Regions from separate parts of the Homo sapiens genome. Here region 1 is linked to region 2. The links are chromatin loops, found by intact Hi-C in ENCODE. Cell type or tissue: GM12878. All regions are shown on one strand.

The links. A loop is a pair of places that touch in the nucleus more often than their neighbours do. Peaks named below come from ENCODE experiments on the same cell type or tissue, not always from the same donor. Only the 100,000 strongest peaks of a DNase experiment are listed, where the experiment ranks them.
Region 1: a loop joins it to region 2, with 2.6 times the contacts of the local background. A loop is called at or near these places in 3 of 110 quality-filtered maps.

The regions. Positions count from the first base shown.
Region 1 is chr7:30,174,337-30,182,336 of GRCh38, reverse strand. It overlaps LOC105375217 (a long non-coding RNA gene), which reads left to right. Exons shown (of 2, transcript XR_927147.4): 1 at 1-3,400; 2 at 5,355-5,948. Among named protein-coding and RNA genes, the nearest start is that of MTURN, 43 kb to the right of the region's middle. RefSeq lists enhancers at 3,114-3,163, 5,747-5,806 and a silencer at 5,597-5,656. In GM12878, no CTCF peak of the experiment used is centred here; a DNase peak (open chromatin) is centred at 3,136; H3K4me3 peaks cover 769 bases; H3K27ac peaks cover 1,040 bases.
Region 2 is chr7:30,442,478-30,450,477 of GRCh38, reverse strand. It overlaps NOD1 (nucleotide binding oligomerization domain containing 1), which reads left to right. Exons shown (of 14, transcript NM_006092.4): 7 at 2,097-2,180; 8 at 3,428-3,511; 9 at 4,254-4,337. Among named protein-coding and RNA genes, the nearest start is that of NOD1, 32 kb to the left of the region's middle. RefSeq lists an enhancer at 452-952 and a silencer at 4,480-4,639. In GM12878, a CTCF peak has its summit at 4,444; a DNase peak (open chromatin) is centred at 4,507.

The sequences.
Region 1 (8,000 bases), 270 kb after region 2:
GGCAGCTTGAATCATCTTGGTGGGGGTAATTCAGTCCCATCTAATTTTGGGACAAAATGAAAGCTGTGTTCTTCATAACAAATGACTGAGACTTTTCACAAACTGGATAATTTTCCAGTGGAAATACCCAAATAAGAGTAATCACTAGTAGATCTGTTAAGATTGGTGAGTAAAATTTGACATTAACCAAAAGAACTGAATGCATTGGCTTATTATTATTATTCTCTTCATTCTTTTCTTTTTGAAAGTGCTGATTTCATTCCACACATCCCATGTGCCAGCTATTATTACATTTCTGTGTTTCAAAAATTTTCTCTGGGCCAATTCGGAGAAGGCTGGCTCCTGCCCCTCATTCAAAGCAAACAGCCCGTATGTCTCCCTAAATGTTGAGCTTTTACTTTGAAGCTTAAATTTAGTCTTGTTTTTTAATGTAAACAAATCTGCAGATTAGATGGCAGAAATGTGTGTCTCTAGGAGACAGCCTATAGTGTTTCTTTAGCTCGTTGTGAAAACTCCATGTTTCGCACCGATCATGGATTTCTTACTACAGTCTTTCTATTCTTCCCTCCCTTTTTCTTTCCTTTTTCCTTCACATGTGCTATGGTTTGGATATAGTTTGTCCTCACCAAAAGTGATGTTGACATTTGATTCCCAGTGGGGTAGTGTTGGGAGGTGAGGCCTAGCAGGAGGTGTTTGGGTCATGGGGGCAGATGCCTTACAAATACCTTGGTGCTGTAACTGCAGTAGACAGTGAAATCTCATTCTGGGAAGGCTGGATCAGGAAAGGGATTCGTTCCTACAAGAGTGCATTGGTATCAAGCCAGGACACCCCTTGGATTTTGCCCCTTGGCGCATTTCCGCTTCCCCTTTGACCTTCCGCCATGTTGTGACGCAGCATGAAAGCCCTCACCAGCAGCTGAGCAGATGCCAGCTCTCTGTGTAAATCATCCAGTCTCAAGTATTCTCTTACAGTAACACAAAGCAGACTAAGACAACACGGTTCCCTGAAACTTAGCTTCTCAGTTGTCTCCATTAGCACTTTTTAATAGGTCATAACTTTGCCAGAGTAAGTAAATCCAACTTGGAACAAGTCAGACTGAGGATTTTCCCCAAAATGAGTTTCCATAGAAATCATGGTAAGCCCATGAAAGAAAATTTCCTTGGAATTAAACAAAAATGCCATACAATTGTCAGGATCTAATTCAGCCTCATCAAACTTCATCTAAAAGCAACGGTGCTGGATGGCAGAATGGAGAACTGTGTGACCTCCCTCCCAGGACCATGGTTCTCTTGAACCTGAATATGTTATTTCAGATCCAATCATTAGACCATTTATTAAATATCCATCTGGCATATCAGACACACTGGGTAATTAGCAGTGATGAGTAAGAATACAAGAGCAGACCAATTATAAAACCTCCTCCTATTAGTCATATGGTTACCAATTATCACACGCAAGCCAAATCCTGTCCATAGTCAACATTCAAAAAATAAAATCTATTAACAAGGCAGGCTTTTAAGTTCATGATGTCAGGATTGTGCTGAACTGCACACATCAGAATGGAAATACATTAGGTCAACAGATAGAGTGAAAAATACAAGATAATAAGATCCAGAAGAGTCAGAACCAAAAGAGCTGGGACCTGACAGAACCATGTGGCCAAAGCTGAATGTCAAGATTTCACGACTTGGGCAAAATTGTTACTAAGCTTAATATTGTTGCTTTGAGGGGTCTGTAAGCTTTGAGGGTCATGAACCCTGTCTACTTTTACTCTCCCTCATATCTTCAGCACCAAACAGCCCCCACCTTATAGTACATATTCAATAAGCATTTTATAAACTAGTGACTACATGAATAATGAATAAAGTGAAATTTGTCTTTTTGACCAGCTTTTCTATCTTTTGTCACAAGCACTGTCTCTCTTGGTCAAATTCTTGAGATACCTTGCAGACTATGATAAGCAATGGCCTGTTACTCAAACCTTCCTGATTTGTTTGGTTGTTCTATTCTTCATCAAACCTCAACTACCTTAGAACCCTTTCTCTCAGAGCCAGTTCATTACATGAACTTATTTATGCTGGTTAATGAATGCAAATAAGTGGACCTATTCCTTATAATAGGCTTCCATTTTAACATTTTAACATCATGGTTAGGAGTGAGGACTTTGGAGTCAGACCTGGGTTGGAATCTGCCACTTAGTAACTAAGACCTGGAGCAAGTTACTTAGACTTTTAGTTTCCTCATCTGTAAAAGGATGTAAATAGTTCAATACCTATCTCATCGTGTGGTTATGAGCATTAAAAGCAGTCTCCACGTAGAATGCTTAGCACTTAGCTCACAGTAAATCATCAGTTCTCAGAGTGTCTTCCCACACTCCAGCATCACCATCACTAGTTAGTTATGTGTTAGAAATGCAGATTCTCGGCTCCACGCTAGCTTTTGAATCAGAAACTCTGGGGGTGAGGTCCATTAATCTGTGTTTTAATCAGGTTTCCAGGTGATTCTGATGTAAGCTAAAGCTTGAGAACCACTGTAGTAAATGTTAGCTGTAGTAATAATAATAATAATAAATTATAGCTAGCATTTATGTTATAATAATGTGTTGATATTGTTACTAATTTGACAGAGACCATCTAGAATACTACTTTAGTTGAGTTGTGTTCCATCCAAGTTCTGGGAAGCCTGGGGGCTCATGGAGTTATATTGGAGGCCACTGCAAAATGAGGAGGGGCAAATCACAAAGAGAGATCTAGGTTGTCCCCAGCCCTGCTTTGACAAGTGAGCTCAGCTTTATCAGTTTTATATACTTCCGTTCCGTTCCATTCCATGTTAAGTTTGCTTGACAAAAGAGTTCTGCTCTGAGATAAATCTTGAAAATCACTGCCTTCCCCAAAGTGCCAATGGGAATTGGACTGGACTATGAGAGGGAAACAGGGGACCAGAAGATTTTCCTGGGCTGCTCCCCACAAAGGATGATTAACGCCAGCCCTGCATTCAGATCCAAACTCCACAAACAGTCTCTGGGAATTGTGCTGGGCACGGTGCCTTTTGTCAGACATCATATTATTCAGTCCTTACAAGGTGTTACTTCCCCTTCTTTTCAGATGAGAAAATGAAAGTGAAAAGAAGTTAAGTAACTTGTCCAAGGTCACACAGCTAGTGGAGCTGGGACTAGAGACAGATCACATGATTCTGAGATTTGTTCTCATTCTCCAGGAATGGCTGCTGGTCATCCTGAGTGGCTAACAACACCCCCAGGGAAATCAACCCTAGGGTGCTGGACGGACTCTGCAGAGATGTCAGATCCCACTTTTGGACTAATGGACAGCAGGCAGCTGGCTTCTGCTCCACCATTTGCTCAGCACCAAGGCCTGGGACAACTTATTGGTTCCTTACAAAGTGAGTCATGGTCACAAAGAATTAGAAAGTCCTCAGATTTTGGAGTTCAGAGGGGCTTTTCTCTATGGGCAAGTCAGTCAGGCTAGGAAGATGGTCTCAATACACTAGATATGTAGGAGTAGGGAGCTATGAGTACAAGAATCCAAATGCCAACCCTGTAGCCATGCCAACCTATAACCAGATTTATTGCATGGTTTTAGGCAAGTCAAGTTTAGTCCTTTACACCTTGGTCAAAGGCCTAAGTAAATGGTCAAACCTTTTACTTGCCATCCTAGGTGAACTTTGTTTTTTTGTGGGGTTTTTTTTTTTTTTTTTTTTTTTTTTTTAGAGTTAGAGTCCTGCTCTGTTGCCCAGGCTGGAGCAGTCATGTGATCATAGCTCACTGCATCCTTGAACTCCTGGGCTCAAGCGATTTCCCCCCACCTCAGCCTCCTGGCTAGCTAGGACTGCAGGTACAACTGCCATGTCTGGATAATTTTTCATATTTCTTTGGTAGAGACGGAGACTTGCTTTGTGGCCCAGTCTGATCTTGAACTCCTGGACTCAAGCGATCCTCCCACCTCTGCCTCCCAAAGTGCTGGGATTAGAGGCATGAGCCATTATGCCTGGCCCCAAGGTGAACTTTAAAACCAAATTAAATAATATTGAGAGATCTTTAAGCTCCTTGGAAAGTTGCACCAGATAAATATTTTTGTCATTAACTGCAGTATTACTTATTCACTTATTAGCTCATTGCAGAAACGTTTATTAAGCACTTTCCATGTGCCAGGCATTATGCCAGGTACTGGGGATATAAGGGTGAACAAGACAGCTGTGGTTTTAGCCTTCTAAGAGCCTATGATTTGGTGGGAGCGGGAATCTTCGGGAATGGTCTGTCCTGTGCTGATTACACAGAAGTGCTATTAAGTATTTATTATGTTTTAGGCACAGTGCTAAGTGCCACACACAAATTAGTATTTCACTTTCTTCTCACACTGATCCTTTGAGGTAGGAAAAATGATGTCCACATTACAGAAAAGGAAACTGGGACTCAGAAAGTTAGAGTAACCTGCCAAAGTAAAGTTCACTGTTACTAAATGACGAGATCTAATTTTAAAACCATGCTGTTAGCCTCTATGTTATAGGTATTTATGTACATACATACCCATGTATAAGGAATATGTTTTTCAGTGCTTTAGAAGGATATATATGGCCTTTAGTAAGTTTTCAATAAATATTAATTAAATCAATATACAGTTTGGGGTCGAGCTAGAGATAGAAAGTCCCAGTTGAGGAGATGAATCGGGGTGCTCCTGGGAACTGGAGTAACTCTTCTGAGGAGCACTGAAAAGAGAGTCTACTCAGTGGCAGGCTGAGAAACAGGCTTGGGAGAAGAGGGGTGCCCGAGACTGAAGCTGGGTTGCCGAGAAGCCACAACACTGGAATCATCCCTGCGAGAAGTTTTCAGGGAGCAGTGGTGGCAGAGATGGGGCGAGAAGGCTGACACCTGCCATCTTTCCCAGCTGTCACTGCAGGGCACTTGGTTGATCAGGGACTGGGCTGTCTCCACTCAAAGGACTTGGGAGAAGGCAACTCACACAGAAGGCTGGTGAGGTGGTGGCTGGCTCTCTCCTGCTCCTCTGGCCCGCCTCCTTCCCTGCAGTGGCAGTGTTACATACATGGACAGTTTGCAGGTCTGGGTAGAGAGAGATGATTTACCTGTGGTCTCTGGGGTGCAGGACTGGTTTGAAAGGTGACAGGCATTTTTATCAGCTGCTTTTATAGACAGAACACTGTTCCTCCATTTATCACTTCAGCTTCTCAGCTTTAAATTGCATTCCGTTTTGGAAACCCATGCTAATTTGCAAGTCCCACTTTTCTATTGTTAAAACCAGATTACTCAACTTCCCTGGCTAAAAGAGTACTTAGTAGAGTCACATGAAGAAAGAACTATCATCGTTCCCTTTTTGTTCAGGCCACAGCAGAGCACAATCATGGAGGATCCAGGATTGCATAGAAGGAAGCAGCCAAGCATTGGAGGTCGACATGCCTGTGCCCAAATCCCACGTGTTATGTCCTGTGTGGGTTGACACTGGGATGGCTGGTGACCTGCTCCTTGTGTTCACACCCTGTGTAGTGGGGGTGCCTCCCAAGTGTGGGCTGGCCTAGCAACTTGCTTCTAACCAAAGGTGACAGGGTGTCACTTCTAAGATTAGGTTTCAAGAGATTGTAGCCTCCCTTACAAGCAGATTCTTTATTGCCTTCTCGGGTCACACACATTGATAAAGTAAGCAGGCCCATGTGGCAAGGAACTGACAGTGACCTCCAGCCAACAGCTGGCAGGAACTGAGGCCCTTGGTCTAACTGCTCAGATGGAACTGAATTCTGTCAACTGCGGAATGCCTTAGAGGCAGGTCCTTGCCCGGCTGAGCTTCCAGATGAGCCCCCAGCCCTAGCTGACACCTGGACTGCAGCCTCATAAGAGACCCTGAAGCAGAGGATTCTGCAGAGACACACCCAGATTCCTGAGGCACAGAAACTGTGAGATAATAAATGTGTTTTTGCTGTTGTTGTTGTATTTTCTTTTTCTTACCCTGTTGCCCAGGCTGTAGTGCGGTGGCAATCATAGCTCACTGCAGCCTCAAGCTCCTAGGCTCAAGCCTCAGCCTCCAGAGTAGCTGGGACTATAGGCACATGCCCGGCTAATTTTTTAAAATTTTTTGTAGAGATGGGGTGTTGCTATATTGCTCAGGCTGGTCTTGAACTCCTAGCCTCAAGTGATCTTCCTGCCCTGGCCTCCCAAACTGTCAGGATTACAGGCATGAGCTACGTTACTCGGCTCCAGTATGGGCTGTTTCAAGTTGCTAAGTTTATGGTAGTTTGCTAGACTCTAGTGGAAGATAAGACACTTCCCACCACACAACACTCAGTTTTCTCATCTGTCAAGAGGGCAGGATAATAGTAAAAGTGATGCTAATAATATATCTGCCTCTTGGGAATTAAATGAGCAACTGTGTGAAAGACTATACACATGTTGCAGTTGTCCTGGGTTGGAGCTTGAAGAATAGAGTGAGGGATGGGCGGAGTTACTCAGGAGTTGGCAGGGCTTCTCTGCAGCCATGAAGCTTGCAGAAGGGGGATTCAGACAGGACGTCAACGGAAGGCGAAGTTGGGAAACCCAGAGACCACCAAAGCAGTTCAGCCAGACCAAGCTGGACATTCAAAGGAAAAGCAAGGAGCAGTGCTAAAAATAAGACACAAGGAGTTTTTTATAGGTGCCAGTGATACCGGTGTGTAGGAAGAATCAGTTAGGACCCTATAGTTGTTTAGATTCGTAGCAGAAACTGATTTGTGTTAAAGACATTGGAATCCAGGGCTTGGGTGCCCACACACTTGGCTCTGGGCCCCACCCTATCTTATTAATGGGACTCTCCTCCTCATGCCCATACATCCTAGGGGACTTGTCTTCAAATGTGGTTCTCCAACCCGGATCTCCTTTCCAAACTGCAAACTCTTCAATCCATCTGCCTGCTCAGCATCTCCACTTAAGATTCTAATGGGCGCCTGACATTTAACACGTCCAAATCTGAATGCCTGGTATTTCCTGTGCACTCTGCTCCAGCTGCAGCCTTCCCCAATTCAGTCTAGTTCTGACAGCTTTACAAGAAACTGGGATGATAGAGGACAACAATAACCTTACAGTGTATATTGTAAAAAATGCAAAAATACAGATGTAAGTATATAGAGTACAGATGGTCTTACAATAGTTCAACTTATGATTTTTTCGACTTTAAAATGGTGCAAAAGCAATGCACGTCTCTGAATTCTGAATTTTGATCTTTTCCCGGGCTAGCGCTATGTGGTAAGATTTCAGCTGCCAAGTCAGCCACGCGATCATGAGGGTAAACAAGTGACACCTTACAGTGTGCTGTATTCGATAAATTACATGAGCTATTCAGCACTTTATTACAAAATAGCCTTTGTGTGAGATGATGTTGCCCAGGAGTAGGTTAATGTAAGTGTTCTGAGCATGTTTAAGGTAGGCTGGGCTAAGCTATGATGTTTGGCAGGTTGGTTAAATGCATTGTGACTTATGACATTTTTGCTTATGAAGTTGAGGGGCATCTGTATATGGAGTAAAAAATGAAAGTCTCCCTCCCTCCCTCCGACTGTCCTCACCCAGAGGTAACCACTGTGCACAGTGGAAAGTGCAGCCTCCTGGACCTTTTCCATGGCCTTACTTAGAAAAACGAAAATATACATTTTTTAATATAATGTGATTGGCCTACGTGTATTGTTCCCCTGATATATTCTTTCCAGATAACCATGTATATTGGAGTTGTTCCCATTTCAGAACCTGTAGCTCTACCTGCAATTACATGCTCATGACTTGGGCTTTCTGCTATTCTTTCCTTTTTCTTTTTCTGTCCTTTTATTTAAGATTACCAGCAATTTTACACTGACCACTATATCCATAACATGCAATTATTTCTCCAGGATAGATTTTGAGAAGTGGGATTGTGAAGTCAAAGGGTTTGCACATAAAATCTTTATAGAGACTGAGAAATGATCTTTTAATGTGACCGAGCCAATTTACGTTCCCACCAATAGTGTGTGCCAA
Region 2 (8,000 bases):
ACCTTGTAAATCTCTACAGGGGGTTAAATTTGCCATTACTTGACTCATGCATTTCTAAAAAGCAGTAGGGATTTGGAACTGACTCCCAGTGCCTGTCACACCAGTGTCAGAGTGTAAATAATTGCATGGGGACATGGGGTGCAGGGGGTCGAAGGCTGCCCTAGCCTGGGAATTGGAAAACCTGGAGTCTGTTCTCTGTACTCTCAGCCAGTGACTCTCCCTCTGTAGCCCCAGGCAGTCTCACACTCAGTGCCACCCTCTGTCCATCTTTTTTTTTTCTCCCCCAAATGGAGTCCCGCTCTGTTGCCCAGGCTGGAGTGCAGTGGCGTGATCTCAGCTCACTGCAACCTCCGCCTCCTGGGTTCAAGCGATTCTCTTGCCCCAGCCTCCTGAGTAGCTGGGATTACAGGCACACGCCACCATGTCCGGCTAAGTTTTTTGTATTTTTAGTAGGACGGGGTTTCCCCATGTTGGCCAGGCTGGTCTTGAAATCCTGACCTCAGGTGATCCGCCCGCCTCGGCCTTCCAAAATGTTGGGGTTACAGGCATGAGCCGCCGCACCCGACCCCTCTGTCCATCTTTTCAATGGGAAACTCCACACCAGTGTGGTGGCCCTGCCCTTCCTGCTGTCCCCAGGTGAAGCTTTCCTTCACACCAGTGCAAGAAAAAACAGCTTGTAGGAAAGCAGAGGATATGGGTAACCACGGGAAGCACACTCAGTTCTCTGGCTGCATCAGTTAGGATTAGTTTTAGCTGAGAGCGAAAACCCCAAATGTTGGTGAGTTACAAGCTTATTTCTCTCATGTAAAAGTCTAGAGGTAGGTAGTTCAGGACTGGTATGGAGTCTCCATGACCCTCCGGAGCCCAGGCTCTCTTCTGCCTTCCTGTTCTGCCATCCTCACTACCCGGCTTTCCCATCTTGGCCCAAGAGGGCTGCTCAAACTCCAGCCATCTAGTCGACACTCTAGCTATCAGTAAGAAGGAAGGGCAAAGATTGAGAGCATGCCTCAATCTTTTAAGAACACTTCTTGGCTATTACTAATTATATTGCTGCTTAGATTTCAGAACTTAATGGTATGGGCAGAATTTAATGAGATGGGCCCAGCTAAAAGATGGGGGAATCTATTGCTAAGAAAGTATAGATATTGGGAATGTCTAGCAGCCTGTGCTGTCTTGGGCTGGCCATGCCATGTACATACACACTATTTCCCAGCACCAAGCTGGGGACTCTGAGGGAAAGGGTCCAGAGTGTCTGACTTGATCATTTTGATGTGGCCTAAAAATCAAGCTTTTAATTGTTCAGCCTTTTACTTGTTATCAAGGTCAGCTTGTGGGTCTAATTGGGCCCAAGGCTTGTGTTTCTAAGTAAAGTTTTATTGGAACGCAGCCATACCCATTTATTTACTTACTGGCTGCTTCACACTACACAGTTGAGTAGCTGTGACAGAGACCACATGGCCCACAGAGCCTAAAATATTTGCTGTCTGACACTTTACAGAATGACATGAGCAGTCTCCTTTGACAGTGGGACTCACAGCCTTTTCCAGTGACAAATCAGGGTTAGCCCATGTGTTTCTGGATGGGGGGAAGCTGTTGGCATTTTGGGTATAACAGTTCTTGTGAGACCTGTCCAGCATTTTGCAGGACACCTAACATCATTGGCCCTGCCTGCAAGATGACAGGGCACTCCCTCCTCCAGTCACAACCACTAAAAGCAGCCCCTGACATTTCCAAACCCATGCCCTCCACCATACGAGAACCAGGTACAGGGTCTGGCTGACACATAGGTCACACGCAAAGGGTGGATGTCAGAGGTGGCTGGCCTCACACGTCCTCCCTGTGTCCTTCACGGTCGTGTGAGGAGCCAGGGGCTGTGCTGCAGCCTCGCTCATGGGCTGGTGCAGGATGGGTCTGGCGGCCCCACGTTGGCCAGGCTTTGTAAGGGGCTATTTGGCTGATTGCTGTGGCCATTCTCCAGGGGCGTCTATACCTGAGAAAACTCCAGGGCCTGAAGGCTTCTGGATCTTTGTAAGATTAATGGTCCTTCATAATGAGTGCCTGCCCTGACTCGTAATTTTTTTGCTGTTTTATTTCAGACTCAGCGTAAACCAGATCACTGACGGTGGGGTAAAGGTGCTAAGCGAAGAGCTGACCAAATACAAAATTGTGACCTATTTGGGGTATGTCTTTCTCCAGAACACTGGGCCAACTACCTAGTAATAATACAGAGCTGCAGGGAATTCACATTCCCATAGGTCCCTGGATGATCGGCACGGATGGCCCAGGGCTGGGAAGAGCGCTGGCCCAGGAGTTGAGAGTCCTGGGTTCTCTTTGTGGCTCGGCCAGTCATGAAGTCTTGCTGAGCCTCAGCCTCCTCACCTGTAAAACTGGGATCCCAGTATAGGCAAGTAGGCTTACAACTGGTTATTGGGGGATGCAACGAGAATATAAGGGGATATATTTAATAAATGCTAGAATCCTGTTTACATATTAGTCTGGACTATTTTGGGTCCATAATCCCTCATCCAGAGCCTTTGGGGCAAGACCCGAATGGGGATTCTGAGTGCATGCTATGGCATGACGTGGCCGCAGGGGTCTAAGGCAGTGCCCCATTTTCAAACACTTTCATATTTCTCCCGCAGAATGTATGAAACAGTCAAACCAAGTGTGGTAAGAAAGACTATAAGTAGCTCCACATCAGTTGCCAAAAGAATTGTGAGAAACTTTGGGCATTCAGAGCCTTTGAGGTTTTGGAGTCTGAGAGAAGGGATTGCGGGCCAGCCCCACACAACTGGTGGCTCTGCAAGCTGGAGCAGTTGTTCAGTTTCTTGGGGCCTCAGTGGCCTTCGATGTTAATGAGGACATGGACGCAAACGACCCCGGGCCACACTCGGCTCCAGGGCTCTGTGTGGCTGTGGAACCCTGGAAGCCTGAGCTTAGCTGCCTTTCAACTTCCATCTGCTGTACTATTGAATTGGCATTGAGCGGTGAGATGGCTGAAAGGTAGACATCGAGAAGTTTTAATATTCAGAATCTTTTCTTCTCAAGACGCTGAATGTAATCTTAGTTGTAAATACCCATCACCTGCCAGTCACCGAGCACTCATGCACCAGGGCTTTGCGTTATGTCCTAAGATCCTCATAACCACCCTGCAAGGGGACTATCATCATTACCTCTGTATTACAGATGGAGAAACTGAGGCACAGAGAGGTAACGTGACTTGTCTCAGGCCATAAAGCTGGGGAAAGTAGTGGAGCTGGTTTTGAACCTGAGCTGTGAGACCTCAGAGCCCTAAACTCTGGTGCCTGTGTGTTCCCCTTTCAACCCAGACTTTGGAAATCAGTAGACACCATATGCTTCAAAAAACAGGGGCTATTAAAATGACATCAGGAGCCAGAAAGTCTCATGGCTGTGCTTTCTCTTGAAGTTTATACAACAACCAGATCACCGATGTCGGAGCCAGGTACGTCACCAAAATCCTGGATGAATGCAAAGGCCTCACGCATCTTAAGTAAGTGGGGTAGGCACCAGGTTCCTTAGTATATTCTCTTGATCACCCCCTTCTGTTGTTCAAAGATTAAATGTCACAGTAAAGAGCTTTCATCCTAAAGCCTTCCACTTGTCCCAGGGCCATGTTGGTCAAGTAAAGATACCTCTGTGTGATCTGTGAGGCTTGGATTCTGGAAGGGCCTCCCGTTATTGGTAGGGGGAAAGGTTGGCATTTTGATTTCATTAACTACTAGGCCGAAGAAAGGACTAACTCTCACCCTTTCTGGTGGTCTTTTTGCCCCAAGGGAGTTTCCTGTCGGGTTGCAAGGAAGAGCTTGGGCCCTTGCCCTGCTGTAGGTGTGCCCTGCGCAGGGGGTGACAGTGCGCCAGGCTTGGAGCCTCTGGTCCTGCCCTGACAGTGGCCACATACCTTGACCCTTGGCAGTCAAAGTGGGACCTCCCAGGTCTCCCGAGGGAAGTCAGTGATGCTGCTGAGGTCAATTAGAGGACCCCAGGGAGGGCTCAGGTCCCTGAGCTTCTGCAGAGACTGTGGACCATCTCCTGGAGAGGAACCCTGACTGACTGTCCTCAGGGCTTCAGTTCCCTCCCTGACAGGAGGCCCAGGCCATGGCTCTTGTGGATCCCAGAAGAAAGTGTACGGTTCCCAAGATGGGGCTGGAAGGGGCTCTGTGCTGGGGAGGAGGGTGACCCACATTGGAGCCCCTGCATAGCTGGAGGCTGACTGTGTGTGACTCTCTCTGCAGACTGGGAAAAAACAAAATAACAAGTGAAGGAGGGAAGTATCTCGCCCTGGCTGTGAAGAACAGCAAATCAATCTCTGAGGTTGGGTGAGTAGAAGGGGATGGATGTATGTGGTACAACCTGCTGTGTGTGTGGGGGGCGGGCCTTGCTGTTCTTTTCATACATCAGTACACCAGAAGGACCACTGGGGCTCGCTGTCGGGGAGAGATAGTGGAGAGCTTTCACCATGCTGCGAAACTGAAACCGTGCCCATTAAGCAATAACTCCCCGGTCCCCCTCCCCCCTGCCTCTTGCAGCCACCCTGCTACTTACTCTCTCTATGGTTTTGACTACTCTACCTCATGTAAGTGGAATCATACAGTATTTGCCTTTTGGGGATGGCTGATTTCACTAGCATCATGTCCTCAAGATTCGTCCACATGGAAGCATGGGACAGGATTTCCTTTTTTTTTTTTTTTTTTTTTTTTTTTGACAGAGTCTCGCTCTGTTGCCCAGGCTGGAGTGCAGTGGCATGATCTCGGCTCACTGCAACCTCTGCCTTCTGGGTTCAAGCGATTCTCTCGCCTCAGCCACACGAGTAGCTGGGATTATAGGCACCCGCCACCAATCCCAGCTAATTTTTGTATTTTTAGTAGAGGCGGGGTTTCACCATGTTGGCCAGGCTGGTCTCAAACTCCTGACCTCAAATGATCCACCCACCTCGGTCTCCCAAAGTGTCAGGATTATAGGCGTGAGCCACCGTGCCCCGCCAGGATTTCCTTCTTTTTTAAGGCTGAGTAATACTCCATTGCATGGCTATGCCACATTTTGTTTACTCATTCATCCAAGAACAGACACTGGCTTGCTTCTATGCTTTGGCTGTTGTGAATAATGCTGCTGTGCACATGGGCATACAAATGTCTCTTCAAGGACTGCCTTCAATTCTTTTTTTTTTTTTTTTTTTTTTTTAGATTCTTTTTTTTTTTATTATACTCTAAGTTTTAGGGTACATGTGCACATTGTGCAGGTTAGTTACATATGTATACATGTGCCATGCTGGTGCGCTGCACCCACTAATGTGTCATCTAGCATTAGGTATATCTCCCAATGCTATCCCTCCCCCCTCCCCCGACCCCACCACAGTCCCCAGAGTGTGATATTCCCCTTCCTGTGTCCATGTGATCTCATTGTTCAATTCCCACCTATGAGTGAGAATATGCGGTGTTTGGTTTTTTGTTCTTGCGATAGTTTACTGAGAATGATGGTTTCCAATTTCATCCATGTCCCTACAAAGGATATGAACTCATCATTTTTTATGGCTGCATAGTATTCCATGGTGTATATGTGCCACATTTTCTTAATCCAGTCTATCATTGTTGGACATTTGGGTTGGTTCCAAGTCTTTGCTATTGTGAATAGTGCCACAATAAACATACGTGTGCATGTGTCTTTATAGCAGCATGATTTATACTCATTTGGGTATATACCCAGTAATGGGATGGCTGGGTCAAATGGTATTTCTAGTTCTAGATCCCTGAGGAATCGCCACACTGACTTCCACAATGGTTGAACTAGTTTACAGTCCCACCAACAGTGTAAAAGTGTTCCTATTTCTCCGCATCCTCTCCAGCACCTGCTGTTTCCTGACTTTTTAATGATTGCCATTCTAACTGGTGTGAGATGATATCTCATAGTGGTTTTGATTTGCATTTCTCTGATGGCCAGTGATGATGAGCATTTCTTCATGTGTTTTTTGGCTGCATAAATGTCTTCTTTTGAGAAGTGTCTGTTCATGTCCTTCGCCCACTTTTTGATGGGGTTGTTTGTTTTTTTCTTGTAAATTTGTTTGAGTTCATTGTAGATTCTGGATATTAGCCCTTTGTCAGATGAGTAGGTTGCGAAAATTTTCTCCCATGTTGTAGGTTGCCTGTTCACTCTGATGGTAGTTTCTTTTGCTGTGCAGAAGCTCTTTAGTTTAATTAGATCCCATTTGTCAATTTTGTCTTTTGTTGCCATTGCTTTTGGTGTTTTGGACATGAAGTCCTTGCCCACGCCTATGTCCTGAATGGTAATGCCTAGGTTTTCTTCTAGGGTTTTTATGGTTTTAGGTTTAACGTTTAAATCTTTAATCCATCTTGAATTGATTTTTGTATAAGGTGTAAGGAAGGGATCCAGTTTCAGCTTTCTACATATGGCTAGCCAGTTTTCCCAGCACCATTTATTAAATAGGGAATCCTTTCCCCATTGCTTGTTTTTCTCAGGTTTGTCAAAGATCAGATAGTTGTAGATATGCGGCATTATTTCTGAGGGCTCTGTTCTGTTCCATTGATCTATATCTCTGTTTTGGTACCAGTACCATGCTGTTTTGGTTACTGTAGCCTTGTAGTATAGTTTGAAGTCAGGTAGTGTGATGCCTCCAGCTTTGTTCTTTTGGCTTAGGATTGACTTGGCGATGCGGGCTCTTTTTTGGTTCCATATGAACTTTAAAGTAGTTTTTTCCAATTCTGTGAAGAAAGTCATTGGTAGCTTGATGGGGATGGCATTGAATCTGTAAATTACCTTGGGCAGTATGGCCATTTTCACGATATTGATTCTTCCTACCCATGAGCATGGAATGTTCTTCCATTTGTTTGTGTCCTCTTTTATTTCCTTGAGCAGTGGTTTGTAGTTCTCCTTGAAGAGGTCCTTCACATCCCTTGTAAGTTGGATTCCTAGGTATTTTATTCTCTTTGAAGCAATTGTGAATGGGAGTTCACCCATGATTTGGCTCTCTGTTTGTCTGTTGTTGGTGTATAAGAATGCTTGTGATTTTTGTACATTGATTTTGTATCCTGAGACTTTGCTGAAGTTGCTTATCAGCTTAAGGAGATTTTGGGCTGAGACGATGGGGTTTTCTAGATAAACAATCATGTCGTCTGCAAACAGGGACAATTTGACTTCCTCTTTTCCTAATTGAATACCCTTTATTTCCTTCTCCTGCCTGATTGCCCTGGCCAGAACTTCCAACACTATGTTGAATAGGAGCGGTGAGAGAGGGCATCCCTGTCTTGTGCCAGTTTTCAAAGGGAATGCTTCCAGTTTTTGCCCATTCAGTATGATATTGGCTGTGGGTTTGTCATAGATAGCTCTTATTATTTTGAAATACGTCCCATCAATACCTAATTTATTGAGAGTTTTTAGCATGAAGGGTTGTTGAATTTTGTCAAAGGCTTTTTCTGCATCTATTGAGATAATCATGTGGTTTTTGTCTTTGGCTCTGTTTATATGCTGGATTACATTTATTGATTTGCGTATATTGAACCAGCCTTGCATCCCAGGGATGAAGCCCACTTGATCATGGTGGATAAGCTTTTTGATGTGCTGCTGGATTCGGTTTGCCAGTATTTTATTGAGGATTTTTGCATCAATGTTCATCAAGGATATTGGTCTAAAATTCTCTTTTTTGGTTGTGTCTCTGCCCGGCTTTGGTATCAGAATGATGCTGGCCTCATAAAATGAGTTAGGGAGGATTCCCTCTTTTTCTATTGATTGGAATAGTTTCAGAAGGAATGGTACCAGTTCCTCCTTGTACCTCTGGTAGAATTCGGCTGTGAATCCATCTGGTCCTGGACTCTTTTTGGTTGGTAAACTATTGATTATTGCCACAATTTCAGAGCCTGTTATTGGTCTATTCAGAGATTCAACTTCTTCCTGGTTTAGTCTTGGGAGAGTGTATGTGTCGAGGAATGTATCCATTTCTTCTAGATTTTCTAGTTTATTTGCGTAGAGGT